Regions from separate parts of the Mus musculus genome. Here region 2 is linked to region 1. Evidence: chromatin loops called from intact Hi-C (ENCODE). Cell type or tissue: gastrocnemius. All regions are shown on one strand. Links, peaks and the distances in the headings refer to the core of each region. The heading gives the core; the rest is flanking DNA.

Evidence for each region. Hi-C counts contacts between places; a loop is a spot of excess contacts. Peaks named below come from ENCODE experiments on the same cell type or tissue, not always from the same donor. Only the 100,000 strongest peaks of a DNase experiment are listed, where the experiment ranks them.
Region 2: it touches region 1 in a loop (7-fold over the local background); 23 of 42 quality-filtered maps call a loop at or near these places.

What each region holds. Positions count from the first base shown.
Region 1 is chr8:48,013,085-48,021,419 of GRCm38, forward strand. No RefSeq gene overlaps it. Among named protein-coding and RNA genes, the nearest start is that of Gm32052, 7.7 kb to the left of the region's middle. In gastrocnemius, for the core only: no CTCF peak of the experiment used is centred there; a DNase peak (open chromatin) is centred at 3,637.
Region 2 is chr8:47,739,844-47,748,178 of GRCm38, forward strand. Gm31786 (predicted gene, 31786) reads right to left here. Exons shown (of 4, transcript NR_166572.1): 4 at 4,864-5,274. Among named protein-coding and RNA genes, the nearest start is that of Gm31786, 6.2 kb to the right of the region's middle. In gastrocnemius, for the core only: a CTCF peak has its summit at 3,760 (motif pointing right); a DNase peak (open chromatin) is centred at 3,777; H3K27ac peaks cover 395 bases.

The DNA of each region.
Region 1 (8,335 bases), core at 92-8,091:
AACTTCTGTTTATTAACTCGTGTTTTGGTGTTTCGTTATGGCGACTTGGCCGAACTCACACCTTGCAAGCGTGAAATTCATCCTTGGATACTTTTAATTTTTTTTTTTCCTGTCTCTGTTCTTTTCTCAGACTGTCTCTCTGATCCTTTTGCCACTTTCTGAGCCAGAATCCAAGTGTTTTTATAGGCTCTTCTGTCTAAATACTAACTAGGAGCTGCTGGGTTGAACACAGAAGTCAGATGAGATTAGGTGGAGTCGGGGGTGGGCGGGGCCTCGGGGCCCCTAGGCTCTTTCTCCGCCCTCCCTTCTTTTTTTCTTTCTGTATGGACTATTTCCCATTGCCACTTCTGTGCCAAAGAATCCCAAACCTGTAGCTCTGGTTTCACTCTTCTTGAAATCTGCATGTAGACTTTGCATCAACTTGTTAGACTCTTTTTTTTTTTTTTAAATCACTTCAACATAGCTCCCATTAACGCGCATGCGTGAAGGCCTGAGTCCAACCCCAGGGTTGGCACACAACAGCCAACTCAGAGTCCAATCCGTCATATTTCTAATGTGTTTTTTCCCCCTACTCTTTTAACGGTTATTATTTTCTTAGTGACCAGAGTTATGAAATTCAATAATCATTCATGCCCCTCCCCCATCTCCTCTTATCCCCAAATACTATACCTCATTTTTAAATTTTGTCTTTTAGTTCTCAATTTCTACCTTTCCCCATTTTCAGATACCGTGTGGATCCAGAACTCAGCACGGCGTGCCCTATATTCTACAGTTATGACCTACTTTCTCTTTGGTTTTCAATCTCCACCATTAAGGACAGTTTCGTTAAAGCACAAGTTGTAATATTTTCTTCTCTGAACTTCTGTGTCACTCCTTGGCTAATTTAACAATCGCAGACTGGAATTGTTTCCAGTACGAATGCTTCAAGGCTCCTCTGATCTGTTACACGCCACTCCTTTTCAGTTTTGCGGGGTATTTAGAACAAAAGAGTCAAACAACGGACATATGGCTCAGCAGTTAGGAGCGTTTGCTGCTCTTGCAGAGGACTGGGGTTCAGTTCCCAGGACGCACATGGTGGCTCACAACCAATTGTAGGGGATCTGATGCTCTCTAGCAGTCTCCCAGAGCACCATACATGCACGCAGGCAAAACACTCATTCAAGTAAAACATACACATGGACACATATATCCACACTCACGCATGGACACACACACACACACACAAAACCAACTCTTTATGTTGTTTCCATGAAGGACAATTTCAAAAACCATTGGCGTGGTTGACACTGCCAATAGTAATCGTTTATTCTGCAAAGGTCCTTGTCTTTTGTAAGTGACAAGATGCCCTTCCAAATTGTATCCACATGGGAAATAAAATGAAGGCAATTCTGAGTTTCTGCACAAATGCTATTGTGGTGCGTTCGAATGAAAATGACTCATAAGGAATGGCGTGATTGGAAAGGATTAGGGTGAATGGCCTTGCTGGAGTAGGCGTGGCCTTGCTGGAGTGGGCATGGCCTTGCTGGAGTAGGTGTGTTGTCACTGGGGGTGAGCTTTGAAGTTTCAGAAGTTCACTGTCTTTTCCTGCTGCCTGCCCATCCAGATGCAGAACTCCCAGCTACCTCGCCAGCCAGCACCATGTCTGCCTGTGTGCTGACATGCCCCCCTGCCATGAAGATAACCATGACGGAACCTCTGAACTGTAAGCCAGCCCCAGTGAAATGTTTCCTTATAAAAGTTGCTGGGGTCATGGTGTCTCTTTACAGCAATAAAACCCAAACTAAGTCAGCTATTTTTCCACAGTTTTGTTTTGAGGCTGGGTCTCACTTGGTAGCCCTGGCTAGCCTGGAACTCACGATAGAGACCAGGCTGGTTTTGAGCTCACAAAGATCTGCCTGCTTCTGCGCGCTGAGTGCAGGCATTAAAAGCATTTGTCACCATGTCCTGCCCAGAGACAGATCTTACCTCCATGCATTCTTAGTCCCTGTTACACAATGACTGTGGAGTTAGCTCAGTCATTTGGATGTCTTCAACCCTTATACACCTTGGCTTAGAACTTCGAGGCTGCCATACCCTCTCCAGCGGTTTCTAATGGTTCATGTCAAGGATCACTCTGGAAACCAGCAGAAGTGTAAGACTTCATCCACTGCAATCAAATGCAAGTTCTGTACGGCCAATGACCTGGGCCTGAATGTCAATATTCTGTCTTAAAAAAAAAAAAAAAAAGCCACACACGCAGGGCTCAGGTGTTGGAGCCTAGTCCTGTGTGAGGCCATGTGTTTGATCCCCCAGACTACAACAGAGAAAACCACAGTCTATTTCCCAGGTTTCTTGTCTTTCTCATGGCTTCTGTCAGTCTCCATTAACAAGTCTTAAGAACGCACGCCTTTAATCCTAGCACTCAGGAGGCAGAGGCAGGAGAATTTCTGAGTTCGAGGTCAGCCTGGTCTACAAAGTGAGTTCCAGGACAGCCAGGGCTACACAGAGAAACCCTGTCTCAAAAGAAAAAGAAAAAGAAAAAAAAAAAACCTATTTGTTTTACCAGGCAGCAGTGGTGCGTGCCTTTAATCCCAGCACTTAGGAGGCAGAGGCAGGCAGATTTCTGAGTTCGAGGCCAGCCTGGTCTACAGAGTGAGTTCCAGGATACACAGAGAAACCCTGTCTTGAAAAACCGAAAAAAAAAAAAAAAAAAAAAAAAAAGAGGAGAAGAACAATTTGTTTTACTTTCTGATTATTTACTTTCAACTTTCAAGCTATTTTGGTGCCATCTCTCAGCATGGACTAGGAGGAAGGTTTTTGAGAAAGGGCTCCTTTGGGAGCTGTAAATATAGTTTTTAATCATTTTTACATGATTTAAAAAAAAATTTATACCCAGAGGCATATCCATATATGACTAAGCCTGAAAAAATGAAACATCTAATAATTGTATTTGGGGAAATAGGTCAATTCAAGGCTACAATTAAAAAGGTGTCATGGTGTAGCCATAGTTGTTCCTGAACGTCGACCATCAAAACTGTTGACAGATTACCCATTGCATGTTTTTTTGTTTGTTTGTTTGTTTTTTGTTTTTGGCTTTTTGAGACAGGGTTTCTCTGTGTAGCCCTGACTGTCCTGGAACTCACTTTGTAGACCAGGCTGGCCTCGAACTCAGAAATCTGCCTGCCTCTGCCTCCTGAGTGCTGGGATTAAAGGCGTGCGCGACCACTGCCCGGCACATGTGTTTTTTTTTTTTTAATAAAAAATTTGTACATATGTATTTGTGTGTTCACGGGTGTGCGTGTGTGTACATGTGTACACACACAGCGTTTGTGGAGGTCAGAGGACAGCTTTCAGAAGTTGGGTCTGTCCGCCATGGAGGCCTGGGAGATCAAATAGAGGTTATCAGGTTAGTTAAGGAGCTGATCGACCCGATTCCATGTGTGCTTAGCTTCATTGTAGAAATGTGTTTGGGGGGCAATATGCAGAGACTACATTGGAAACAGAATTCTGTTAACGAGATTGCTTCAGCCGTACTTCACCTGATTAGAGAAAAGCCATATGAATCTTTATGTTCTGAGCTACATGTAGCTACTTCCGCATGCCCAGGTTTTTGTTGGGACAACCAAGGGGCCATGAGTTGCTGCTGCCACCTGGTGGTCAAAATGGGTAACTAACATCTGCCCCCCAAACACGCTGGAGCATCCTACCTAGAGTTCGGCTGGGTTCTACTCTGGGTAGTGAACTCTTATTGAATTTCTAGGAAGGCCAGGGGGATGTGACAATCACTCTGGGGGACAGGTATGGATCCCTTCGACCTTTCTTTGTTTTACTGTTCGAAATTAAGTCTGTTTAATTCCACACAGTTGCGTTCTTGGAACCCGTAAGATCTTCTGAGCTTTCTCTCTCCATCCTTGGGCTCCTCCCCAGTTCAGCTTCTTCTTTCGGAGATTCCTTTCTTGAACCATCGGTGACACTAACCACGACTTTAAAGCACGAGTGTTATGTTGTCCAGCATTCCTTCAGATAAATTTAAAAAAAATTTTCTTTTGCGAACTTCTAAAGTCCTCAGAAGGCTCCAGATAGCGTTCTCCCCAAATCTCCTTCTTTGTCTTTGTACCTAGCTCTTTGTGTGTCTCCCACTCATTTTTTTTTTTAATGAGGCGCAGACATAGAGGAAAAAGGACCGACCCGTCTCCTCCATTTTCAATTTTCTAGAAATAATAAATGTTGCTTCTTACTACTTTTATCATAAATATTCAAATCACTTCAACTCACTGTGGATTGAATCAGCCTTCTTAGGGGTGTTTGCAAATATAATCATTACTAATAAAACTGTTTTTAGGAAGAATTTATTTTGAATTTGAACAAATAGCTTAAAAGCTTTGGAACTGTGGGCTACTTCACCATGGCCATTTTCTGCAGCTGAAAAGCAGATAAATCGAAGGCTGTTTTGTTTCTAATCAAAAAGTATTTGCTACTCCACAGAGTAATTTATCATGCACTTTAAATAACATGATTTTTTTTCTTCAATGCGCTTAAAATGGGATGCGAGTGCAGAACATTGCCAGGCAATGGTGGTTATAAAACTCCAAAGAGGCCACAAGCACAACCACAGAAACCAAGAGGGACTTCACAGATTCAGAATTCCGTTTGCAGGGCTGGAGAGATGGCTCAATGGTTAAGAGCACTGACTGCTCTTCCAGAGGACATAGGTTCAATTCCCAGCACCCACATGGAGGCTCACAGCCTTCTGTACCTCCAGTTCTAGGGGATCCAACACCCCTTCCCAGCTTCCCTGGGTACCAGGCATTCTCGTGCAATAAACATGTAAGCAAAACACTTATACACATAAAATTAAAATGTAAATAAGTAGAAGAGGAAACCGGAGTTCTGTTTGCTTCAAGGGCAAAATGTTTTTACTTGCAAGCAAAATGAACAACCGTCAGGACTAATCATGCCGTGGATCGTGTTACCTTCCCAGAAATCTCCAGAGTTTTTGGCGGGTGGCTCAGACAAAGGGTGTGTGCAATTGTGCAATTATGATTTTGATATAGACATGCCAGCGTCAACTTGTCTTCTATAGAAACTACGGTGGGTGTCTTGGTTAGTGTTTTACTGCTGTGAACAGACACCATGACCAAGGCAGCACTTATAAAGGACACTATTTAACTGGGGCTGGCTTACAGGTTCAGAGGTTCAGCCCATTATCATCAAGGCAGGAAGGAGCATGGCAGCATCCAGGCAGGCATGGTGCAAGAGGAGCTGAGAGTTCTACATCTTCATCTGAAGGCTGCTAGTGGAATACTGGCTTCCAAGCAGCTAGGATGTAGGTCTTAAAGCCCATACACACAGTGACACACCTACTCCAACAGGGCCACACCTTCTAATAGTGCCACGCCCTGGGCCAAGCATATACAAACCAGCACTCACTGTGGTCATTTTCCTTTCTTCCTTTCTCCCTCCTTCTTTCCTCCTTTTTTTTTTTTTTTTTTTTTTTTTTTTCCTTTAGGGCAGAGTCTCTCTACATAGTTCAATTGTCCTGGAATTCTTTCTAGACCAGGCTGGCCTGGAACTCACAGAGATCCACCTGCCTCTGCCTCCCCAGTGCTGGAACTAAGTGTGTGTACCATCGGTACACCATTGGTAATTGGTATACCAATTACCAATCACATTTCTACACTTTAGCTTTTAACAGCCAAAGATACCATCACCAAGAAAATCACTTCTCCCTGGAGAAGAAAACTATACTCACTCGGAAAGACCAAGTTACAAACAAAACAAAACAAAACAAAACAAACCAACAACAGCAACAACAAAAAGTAAAGAAGAGTGTTTGAATTAAATGTGAAGAGGACCGTCCATAATGATGGTAATGATGATGATAGTGGTGGTGATGGTGATGATGGTAAGGAGGACATACATTATGATGGCTTTAAAATATATTCTTACATCCTGGCCATATCTGGGAATGGGGTCAGGATGTTTACTGACTTTCTGTTGTAGGTCACAGACACATCGTGACCATTTAAGGGTAGCTCCTAAATGAATGAAAGTAAACCTACAACTTTAAAGTAAGTGGAAAATAGAAGGGAGGGATGCCACCCCCCCAGACGCCATCCCCCCACGTCCCCACTGCCTCGATGATTTAGCAGGAGAACTGGAAGGAGAATTAGGAGCAAAGAAACCCACAGGCGTCTAACAAACGCACTATACTCAAAGTGAACCCAGTGTCTTAGTCGTTCAAACAAGCACAAGCGAAGGACCTCGGGGTGAAAGCACGTGCCACAACTGCCTGAACTTGGACCCCCAGCACCTGAGTAAAAAGCTGCATGCAGGAGATGGAAAGGACCTGGAACTTTGCAAGCAAGCTAGGCTGGTATAGCAGTAAAACCAAGAGATTTGCTTGCCTCAAAGATAAAATGGAAGGCAAGAGTGGACCTCCTGGACGTCATTATCTGACCTTCATAGTTGTGTTTGCGTTCTCACATGTGTCACAAATACACATACACACACATACACTTACACACATACACACACATGCACACATATATGTACATACATGCACATACATGCACACACATGCACACATGCATACACATATACACATACATGCACACACATACACCTATACACATGCACACACATGCATGCACACACACACAAATGCACTCACACATACACATTCACAAATGCACACACATACACATACACACATGGATACACATACACATATACACATACACACATACACACACACATGCATACACACATACACACATGCATACACACATATATAATGCTGTTTTAAAATATATGTTATTTGCATGTTTGTGGTTCTTGGGTGTGTGTGCATGCGCACGGGTGGTACCCTCAGAGGCCAGAAGAGGAAGTTAGTTCTCAGCTCCCTGCAGACTGGAGTTACAGATGTTTGTGTGTAGCCCTGTGACTGTGTGACTGTAGAGAACTGAACCCAGGGCCTCTGGAAGAGCAGCCAGTGCTCTTAACTATTGAGCCATCCCTCCAGCCCCACACAGAAAATTTTAAAAATTAAAATAAAATATCTAAAATATAAGTGAATATGTTTTCAGTTAAGAATTGTATGTTTAAAAGAGTTCTTGCTGTGTTCTTATAGCATGTAGTAATCAAACAAACAAACAAACAAAAATCTTAAAAATAAAGATGGAAACAACAACCAAAAGAGAAACTATGAACAAACAAAACTTGTGGGCCACGCCACTACTGAAAAACCTAAGAGTCAAAGGCAAAAATTATTATCAGGGATAAGAAAATCAGGGGGTGGGCTGGAGAGATGGCTCAGCAGTTAAGGGTACTGACTGACTGCTCTTCCAGAGGTCCTGAGTTCAATCCCCAGCAACCACATGGTGGCTCACAACCATCTGTAATGGGATCCGATGCCTTTTTCTGGTGTGTCTGAAGAGAGCAATGGTGTATTAGGATACATAAGATAAATAAATAAATCTTTAAGGAAAAAAAAAAGAAAGTCAGTGATAAACAAGGAACAATACTCATGAAAATATAGTCTTGTAGCAGCATGCAGGCAAGAGCACAGCCACAAAATACTAACTGCAGCCACGGACAGAAAGTGTGAGAAAGGAAAGAATTTTTCACAAGAAAGCACCATTGTTGCTGGTTTTTATATGGGTGCTCAGGTTTGGATTACGGTCTTCATGTTTGCAAAGCCAGTACTTTCTCTACTGATCCATCTCTCTGCTCCTTTCTTCTTTCTGGAGACAGCATCTCATTATGAGGTGTGGGTGTCCTTAAACTTAAGATCTTTGTGTCCCAGCCTCCCCAGAAGTTGGAATAACAGGTGTGATCACCACGCCCACCTTAAGAGAAGATTTTTTTTTTTTTTTTAAGATTAAAAAAAAAAACAAAAACCTGTCATTTCTGCCGGGTGTGGTGGGCTCACTCCTTTAATCCCAGCACTTGGGAGGCAGAGGCAGGCAGATTTCTGAGTTCGAGGCCAGCCTGGTCTACAGAGTGAGTTCCAGGACAGCCAGAGCTATACAGAGAGACCCTGTCTCGAAAAAACCAAAACCAACCAACCAAACAAACAAACAAAAAACAAAACAAAAAAAAAAAAACAAATCCCAAAACCAAACCAAACAAAAAACCAAAAAACAAAGAACCTGTCATTTCTTGTAACTGACCAAAAAAAAGTTTACTATATGTGATGGCTATTTTTGGTTGTCAACATCTGGACCACATCTGAAATGAACTAAAACCCAAGCAGCTCAGTACACCGGTGAGCGACTTTTCTTGATTAAATAATTTGAAGTGGGAAAACCCACTTCCATGCAGAGCTTTTGCGGTGAGATGATCCACCGCTCTG
Region 2 (8,335 bases), core at 75-8,074, 270 kb before region 1:
GCAGAAGCAAGAGCAGGCAGAAACAACACAGTATCCTGGAAGCAGAAAGACGACAATCTCAAGGAAGAGGGTAATAAACAGATCTAATGCTGATGGTCAAGGGTGATGTCAAGTCAGATTGATGACTGGCTATTAGATCTCACAAGAAGGTGCCTGGAGATCTCAGGTAGACTGAATGAGTGCATGGTTAAACTAAGTACTGAGCTTCAAAAGAAACTAAGTTTTTATCCTCTTATGATGATGCTTACTTTTTGCCAGGCTGCTTATGGCCATTGGCAATGCCACTCGAGCCATTAATCAGTGCCATTCTGGTTGGCAGACGTGGCACAGTAAATCAGCCTCCACAATACAATTAGAGGGCTACACGCCTGCAGTAAATCCACCCAGGAATTATGCAGGCTTCCAGCCTATTAAGTTTTACCACTTCCTTGATACAAAGAGAATTTTATTACCAATTATGCCGCAAGTTAAATTAATATTTATAAGAGTCTCGGAGGCCGAGAGGTGTGATGAAATTTCTAGATGTTCCTTGCTGGTGCTAGATTTTTGTTCCCTCTTGTCATCTCGTGGTCCCTTGGTGGGTATGCAAAATACTAAGTAACAGGAACTGTGATTCCTATGAAGGATTTCCTGCCTGAAAAGTAGAAATTGGGAAAATCCTTTACAAGCTAGTAAGAAACTTAGTATTGCTTATGTTTCTATCATCGAGTCCAATCTAATGCAGCCGTATGTTCGTAACCCAGGGAAAGTACCACTCAACTGCCCTGGATGTCCCCGCTCTGGGAAGGGTGCTGCCTTTGGATTTCAGGCTGCCTCAACCCTTGGAGTTTGTGGAATTTCCAGAAGTCACAGCCCTCACTGCTTCACACTTACCCTTAGCAGCTACCAGCTTTCTTCAGCCAGCATTTTCCTCATGGCCTGGATACTCTTCAGAGGCAGCTGAGTTCCTCTTTGCTTCCACCCAGCCCCAGCAGAGGAAAAGTCCCTTTGTGGGAGGCAGCAGGGGTAGGGTAGAAACTTTAAAGGGGGTAGGCTTGGACTTTAAAGTCATCCTGGCATCACGGTAGGTGTCTGGTTCTGTATCCTCTTAGCTGTGTGAACTTGTACCCAAAACTGGACACATTGCCCAGCCTCTGTTTTCTTATAGGAAAATGGCAGCACTTGGCTCAGAAGGCTGTGTAAGGACTGAGGGCTTGCCTTCATCAAACACCAGTTTTCTCCTAAGGCACCCACTCTTTTCAGAGGAGCAACATAGAGGGGGAGCAAGGGGGTGGGGAGAGAAGCCAGTGAGGAGAGCAGGTAGACAGAAGAGGAGGAGAACAAGAGGGCATGAGGGGGAGGTAAGAGGGTCCCGAGGAAGGTGAGTGCAGAAGACAGACATGTTAAGAGCTGAGGAGTGATTCCAGAGGATGTCTTTGACAGAGATTAGACACCCGTCAAGCACAACTGAAATCCTTCCGTGGTTTGAGGCCGAAAGCTGTCCTCACTGACTAGACCGGGGATGCATAAAGAAACACCTCCCGTGGGCCACACCCAAAGTCATGGCACATTGCTATTGGAAAAGTTTTATGTGTCTTCCAACCCATCCACAGGCATGAAGATACTGATGGCCGCGTATGCTGCTTCCTTTGTACATGTGTTCCAGTTTCACCAGACCTTCTGGGGGACATCATGTGAGTGTCCTGTTGCTGCCCCTTCCTCCCTGTGGAGAGACGTTAATACCATCTATTGAGTCCAGATATGGCACAGATGACATTCCAATGAAATGGCTCCATCCGAGTCTAGTGTAGTGAGCCAATGCATTTATTGGGATTCTCAGTGACTCAGGTAGCTACATCCCTAAAATTCTTACCCTAGCCTAGCATAGGCATAGGACGACTTATGAGAGTCACATTCTAGGAGTCCTCTGTGTTCCTGGTAGGCAATTCCAGCAGAGCTTCCCCTGCCCCAATTGTGTGCTGTTTGTGTAACCCTTAGGGTGGAAGCTCCTGGGTCTTGTTACTTCCTTGTGTGTTTTTTGAGCCCCTCTCCCTTTTCTCTAGGGGAGAATATTTCCTTCTTAGGAAATAGGTATGCGAGAACCCGTTATCATTCCAGCAGTTCATCTGTCTTGGATGATGTTGAGGGTCGTGGGAGAGCTTTCCTAGGGGTGCAAGAAAGAACCTTCACCGTGTGAGGTCTCTGTACCACCAGACTCACCGAGCTCCTCCCGGGCGACAGAGTAGAGGCATAGAGAAGTCATATAGTAAAGTGCTGTCCCACTGAGGCCACCAAGCCCCCTAGGGGTGGAGAAAGGCTGCAAGGGTCTCCCCATGAGACAGGGTCTCACACTCAGGGGAACAGACTGTCCTTAGGGATCAGACTGTCTGGAGCAGGCATGGATCTGGGCAGCAACTGATGGGCTCGGGTTAAAGGCTCCGTGTTGGCTCTTAGATAAATAGAACCGCAACCCCCCCGAGTCAGGCAGGAGACCCTCAAACAGAATGGCTTCAGTTTCTTACCACACAGGCATGTTGATTTAATATACAATTCACAGTATGGCATTTTAAAAAACACTCTGTATCGTAAGGTAAAATTCATCACCACCAAATATATAGTATCTCATTAGAAACACGATCATCTGGGACTAGAGAGATGGCTCAGTGTTTTAAGAGCACCTGTTGTTCTTGCATAGCACCACATGGTGGCTTTAGCTACAGGGTATCCATTGCCTCTCTTGGCATCAGACATGTACATGGTACATATACATACGTGCGGGCCAAACACTCACGCACACTGTTGAGATTTGAATACGAATGGCCTCTGTAGGTTCCTATGTGTGAATACTTGATCTCCAACTGGTGGCTGTTTGGGAAAGATTAGGAGGTGTGGCTTTGTTGCAGGAAGTTTAGCGTGGTGCAGGGGGTGAGCTTTAAGGTTTAAAAGACTCTTGTCTTTCCCAGTGTTCCCCCTGCCTCCTGCTTGTCGCTTGGAGATGTGAACTCTCTCCACTGTTCCCGCCTCTATGTCTTTATTCCGCCATCATGGGCTCTAAGTCTCTGGACTCATGAGCCTAACTAAAAAGCCTTTCTTATAAGTTGCCTTGGACATGGTATTTTATCACAGCAGTAGAAAAGTAGCTAAGACCCATAGGTCTAAAATATTTGTGCTTCACCATGTGTCCTGTGGGCAATAGAGCACAATTTAGTGTGTTTCCTTGCAACCCCTCCCCCCTGCCTCCTAGGGTACTGAGAAGCCGTTTTGCCGCAGGGAGGCACACAAGGACATCTAAGGTGCCATTCATTCTGGCTCACAAGCCCATTTGCCCTTAGCTATGCAGGCAAGAGAGTCAGGTTCAGTGTTATTAACAAACTTTAAGCAAGAACGGTGGTGGTGGTGGTGGGGCATAGAGCAAAACAGCCATAGAGAGCCCTTTGTAACCGTTTAGTAACCCGAACAGAAAAACCTTTGATAAACTCCCCGGAGAGCTTAAATATTTTCCCTCTCTCCGGGCCCAGGTAGCGATGCCAGCAGGTCATCCTTGAAACAAGATGACCAACTCCATCAACCTCAATACGCCCTAATCCTTCAGGAAGGAAGTAGGGTTTGGTTTCCACACTCGCTTTAAAAAAAATCAGGGCTTTGTTCCTCCGGATTGCTCTTCCAGGATTTGTAACACACGGTGACTTGATTTGGCAGGAAAAGCACCTTCTCAACACAAAGGCTTGTTTTATAGGCTTTGAGCTCCGTTCTCCAGGTCTGCGGCGCGCTCCTGACATTCTCCACTGTGGCCACTGGGTGGCGCTGGAGGAACCGGGATTGCCTGGAAGGCTGTTGCTTTCCATTTTCTTCCAGGGCGCCTTGGTTGTGCAGGCACAAGCATACCTGGATAGTCAGATCCCGCTAGACTCCACTTTTCATATGGATGGCCCATGTTTTGTTTAATTTTTTTTATTCTGTCATATAAATAAGGACAAAGTGTGCTTAGAAAAAGAGATGATTTTATTTGGAAAACGCTTTTTATCGGAGTATAGAAGACCGTTTGAATTAAGAATGGACAGAATGCATCTTCATTCAAGTGGTCTGCCTATGTGCCATCCAGTTTGCTGTCCTCCCTGTAAAAGCTAGTGGCATAGTTTTCAATTTACTCCTTCTCTCTCCTTTCCGTTTTCGTTTCTTCCTCCTGTGTAGTTCTCACACCCCATCATCTCCCTGCATCCCGAGTGCACTCCACTGCCTCCTCAGGGATCATTTGAACAACACTGGTTTGGCAATGTCTCATCTTTAAGACCAAACTAATCTACAAGTTCCTTCCCTAACCTCACCTCCTCCTTCGACTACTCATGGTCTGTCTTCCTTCCCTTCCCAACAAACTGTGGCACTCCCAGTTTTCCTTTTGTCTACTCCGATTCACTGCTTTGGTGTCTGTCACTGCAGCATCTCTGAACCCCACCGCCCAGTGGTCAACCCCGGAGATTGCTTTTGCCCACTTTCTACAGTGGCTTCTCTCTCACACTGGATCTGATGGTAGAGTTCTGTCCTTGGTTCTTGTGACGCTCATATCCCTCGAACAACCCGGAACTCTTTTGGGGGGTTACTGTGAGCTACATTTCCCACCAAGCATTGCAGTAGCTGTAAAAAGCAGCTTCAGAGGCCCCACCCACAACATGGCTTGAGCCTAAATTCTAAGCAGAACCAGAGTTCTACATTTCTATCTACATTTACACATTAACTGAGGGCAACCTTGGCCAAGTATCTTGAGTATTGAATAGGCCCCCGAGGTAAAAAAAAAAAAAAGGATGCAGAGAGAGGTTGCAGGAGGGAAGATTGTGTTTAGGCATTAGTCACTGTAACAAAATAACAAACACCTTAAAACAAGAAAGATTTTTGTTGTTGTTGTTTGTTACTTTGTATTTGTTTGAGACAGGTGCTCCCACTACATCTCCCTGGGTGGTCTGGAGCTCTCACTGTCGGTTAGGTTGGCCTTGAATTCTTTCTTCTCCTGCCTCAGCTTCCTCACTACTGGGTCTGCAAATGTGCCACCTCACACGAGTTGGGAAGTTTGAACAGGGATCTGGTACGTGGGAGATCCGTAACTGTTCCCGAGAGACCATCTTCGGCAGCTGCACTGGAGCACCAAGACCTGCTTCACGATGAGTCACTCATACGGCCAGAGAAGTGCAATTAGCTGCCGACTAAGAGCTCAGTCAGGGGAAGGGCCCCTGATTCTTCTCCATGTGACTTTTTATGATCTGCCTGGGCTTCCTTACTAGGAGATAGGGCCCAAGAAAGACTCTGAAGAGACAAGAAAGATAAATTATCAGGCTTTTGTTGTTATTGTTGTTGTTCGTGGTGGTGGTGGTGGTGATGGTAGTATTGGTGATGGAGGTAATGGGTTTTTGTTGGTGTTGGTGTTGTTGGTGGTGTGTGTTAGACAGCGCAGAATGTGGTCGGGGGAGCTGGAACTGTCCATGTGTGGAGACTGGCATTACATACTGTCTATGTAGACCAGGCTAGTCTTGAACTCACCTGCCTCTGCTTTCCAAGTGCTGGGAATAAAGGTGTAAATATTATTGTGCCAGGCTTTGAGCATGTCTAACTGGGAATTTGATTTGTTTTTAATTTGCTCTACAAATTGGTTGGCTCAGTAACAATTCTTTATTATTATTATTATTATTATTATTATTACTATTATTATTATTTAAAGATTTATTGTCTTCAGACACACCAGAAGAAGGCATCAGATCTCATTGCGGATAGTTGTGAGCCACCATGTGATTGCTGGGATTTGAACTCAGGATCTTCAGAAGGCAGTCAGTGCTCTTAACCGCTGAGCCATCTCTCCAGCCCTCAGTAACACGTTCTAAGTTGTTTAATCAAGAAAGGAGGCCATGTGTGGTGTCATACACATTTAATATCAGTGTTCAGGAGGCAGAGGCAGGGGGATCTCTGTGAGCTGAAGTTCAGCCTGATCTACAAAGCGAGTTCCAGGCCATCCAGGGTTATAGTGAGACCCTATCTCAATTAAAAGAAAATTGTAGGTTATGTTTCAAACAGTGCCCTCACTTTCTTCATTACTATTGGCCCTTGTCTTTTTAAGCTGGGACTCAGGGGGTGGGGATAGCAGTCCCCAAAGTGGAGCACACAAGGTTATGACCATGGCCTTATGTTCTTTATTATTCTACCCCAGTCTTAAGACTTTTCCTCTTTAGCCAAAGCCAAGCTCGCAGGAAAAAGAATGGCTGTCAGTAATTTGATTCATCGCCCTTTCCAGGAGGTTGGAAACAGCCAATGCTGGCGTTTTAAAGCAACCTGACACTCCCCTTTGAGGGACAAACGAACGGTTGAGTTAAGGGACAACAATGATCAGAAATGCTGGAGCCCATAGTTGCATGCACGTGTGAGCCCCCCCACCCCCCACCCCCACCCCCCGGGGCCCACAGCAGCTGACCTTTCAAGGCCTAGGATGCATTCTTGCCTCTTCAGTTACTGTTGCAGGTGGGTTGTTATTATTATCGTCATTGGAATGGTTTGGTTGTTTTGATTTGTTTCAAAGGCAGCACATTCATGGTCACGAGGTCCTGGCAGGCATTTCTCTCTGAGGCTGGTGATCAAGAAGCGAGATGAGATGCTAACTAGGGTAGGACGCCAGTACAGCAGAACTTCCGTGGAAGTGGCTAATTTGCTGGCTCAACCCTGCTAAGCAACCAAACGAGGTAATGACTCCCGTCTCTTTGCGGACTCCGACCAATTTGAGCTTGTGACCTTGAGTGACACCATACTTTTCATAGCTATGTACTAAAGGAGAGAGTATTGTGCAGTCAGTGAAGCGATTCTTTCCAACGATATAGGCGACAAAGGACAGAAGTGTACCAAGGACTGAGACCAGGGGAGACCAAGTAACTCAGTCACTGTGGCAATTACACCCATTAGGTATGTCTCCCAGATATAATCTTTCTTTTGCAAGCATTGCATTAATTTTCCTAAAGCACACACACACTCCTTCACTCTCCTCAACCCTGGAGTTCCACATGACTTTCTCCTGCAGGGAGTTTGTCAATTGCAGTGAATAAAGTGGACGCCCAGGTCCAAGCACTTTCCCTTGGAGTGACAAAAGACTCCAGAATGTCAACCCACCTTGGGAAACAGGAATCATCCCTTCAGGATTTCGCTTCTTTTTTTTTTGTTGTTGCTGTTGTTGTGGGTTTTTTTTTTGTTTTTTTGTTTTTTTGCTTTTTGTTTTTTGTTGTTTTTGTTTTTCGAGACAGGGTTCTTCTGTGTAGCCCTGGCTGTCCTGGAACTCACTCTGTAGACCAGGCTGGCCTCGAACTCAGAAATCCGCCTGCCTCTGCCTCCTAAATTCTGGGGTTAAAGGCATGCGCCACCACCGCCCGGCAGGATTTCACTTTTTTCAAGAACTTACCACACGCCTTTGTAAAGGGTCTGGCCAGTTTGTACATCAGTCTTCTTGGAACATCTCCGCTGGATATTTTATCAGTCTCCACAGACTTTGGGGTTCCATTGACCAGGGTTCTCTTGTCTGCTGCAGTTTTTTAAAAGATGATATTTCTTTTTAAATTTAAATTATTATTTTTTTTTCCAAGACAGGGTTTTTCTGTGTAGCCGTGGTTGTCCTGGAACTCACTCTGTAGACCAGGCTGGCCTTGAACTCAGAGATCTGCCTGCTTCTGACTCCCAAGTGCTGGGATTAAAGGCATGCGCCACCACTGCCGGGCAATTTAAACTATTTTTATTCCATTTTTACCTGTATTGGTATTTTACCTGTGTGTATTTTCTCTACCTTTTGTGTACCTGGTTCCTATGGAGGCCAGAAGAGGGCATCAGCCCTCCAGAACTCAAGTTACAGATGTTTGTGAGCCACCATGTAGGTTCCAGGAATCAAACCAGGTCCTCTGGAAGTGCCAGACTCTTCTGTCAAAACCTTTTGAAAGTCACTCCTTAGTTTCATTGTCAAAACCTAAATGGGATGGCCTAGTCAGTCATCAATGGAAGGAGAGGCCCTTGGTCCTGTGAAGGCTCTATGCCCCAATGTAGGGGATTGCCAGGGCCAGGAAGCAGGAGTGGAAGGGTTGGTGAGCAGGGGGAGGGGAGAGGGAATAGGGGGTTTTTGGAGGGGAAACCAGGAAAGGGGATAACATTTGAAATGTAAATAAAGAAAATAAATACTAATCATTATTATTAATATTATTAATAAATGGTAGGGGTTAGGGGCTGAAGAGATGGCTCAGCAGTGCTCATTACTCCCTCAGAGGCCCCGAATTCCATTCTTACCACTGAGGTTGAGCAACTCACAACTATCTATAACTCCAGCTCCAGAGGGATCCAACACCCTCTT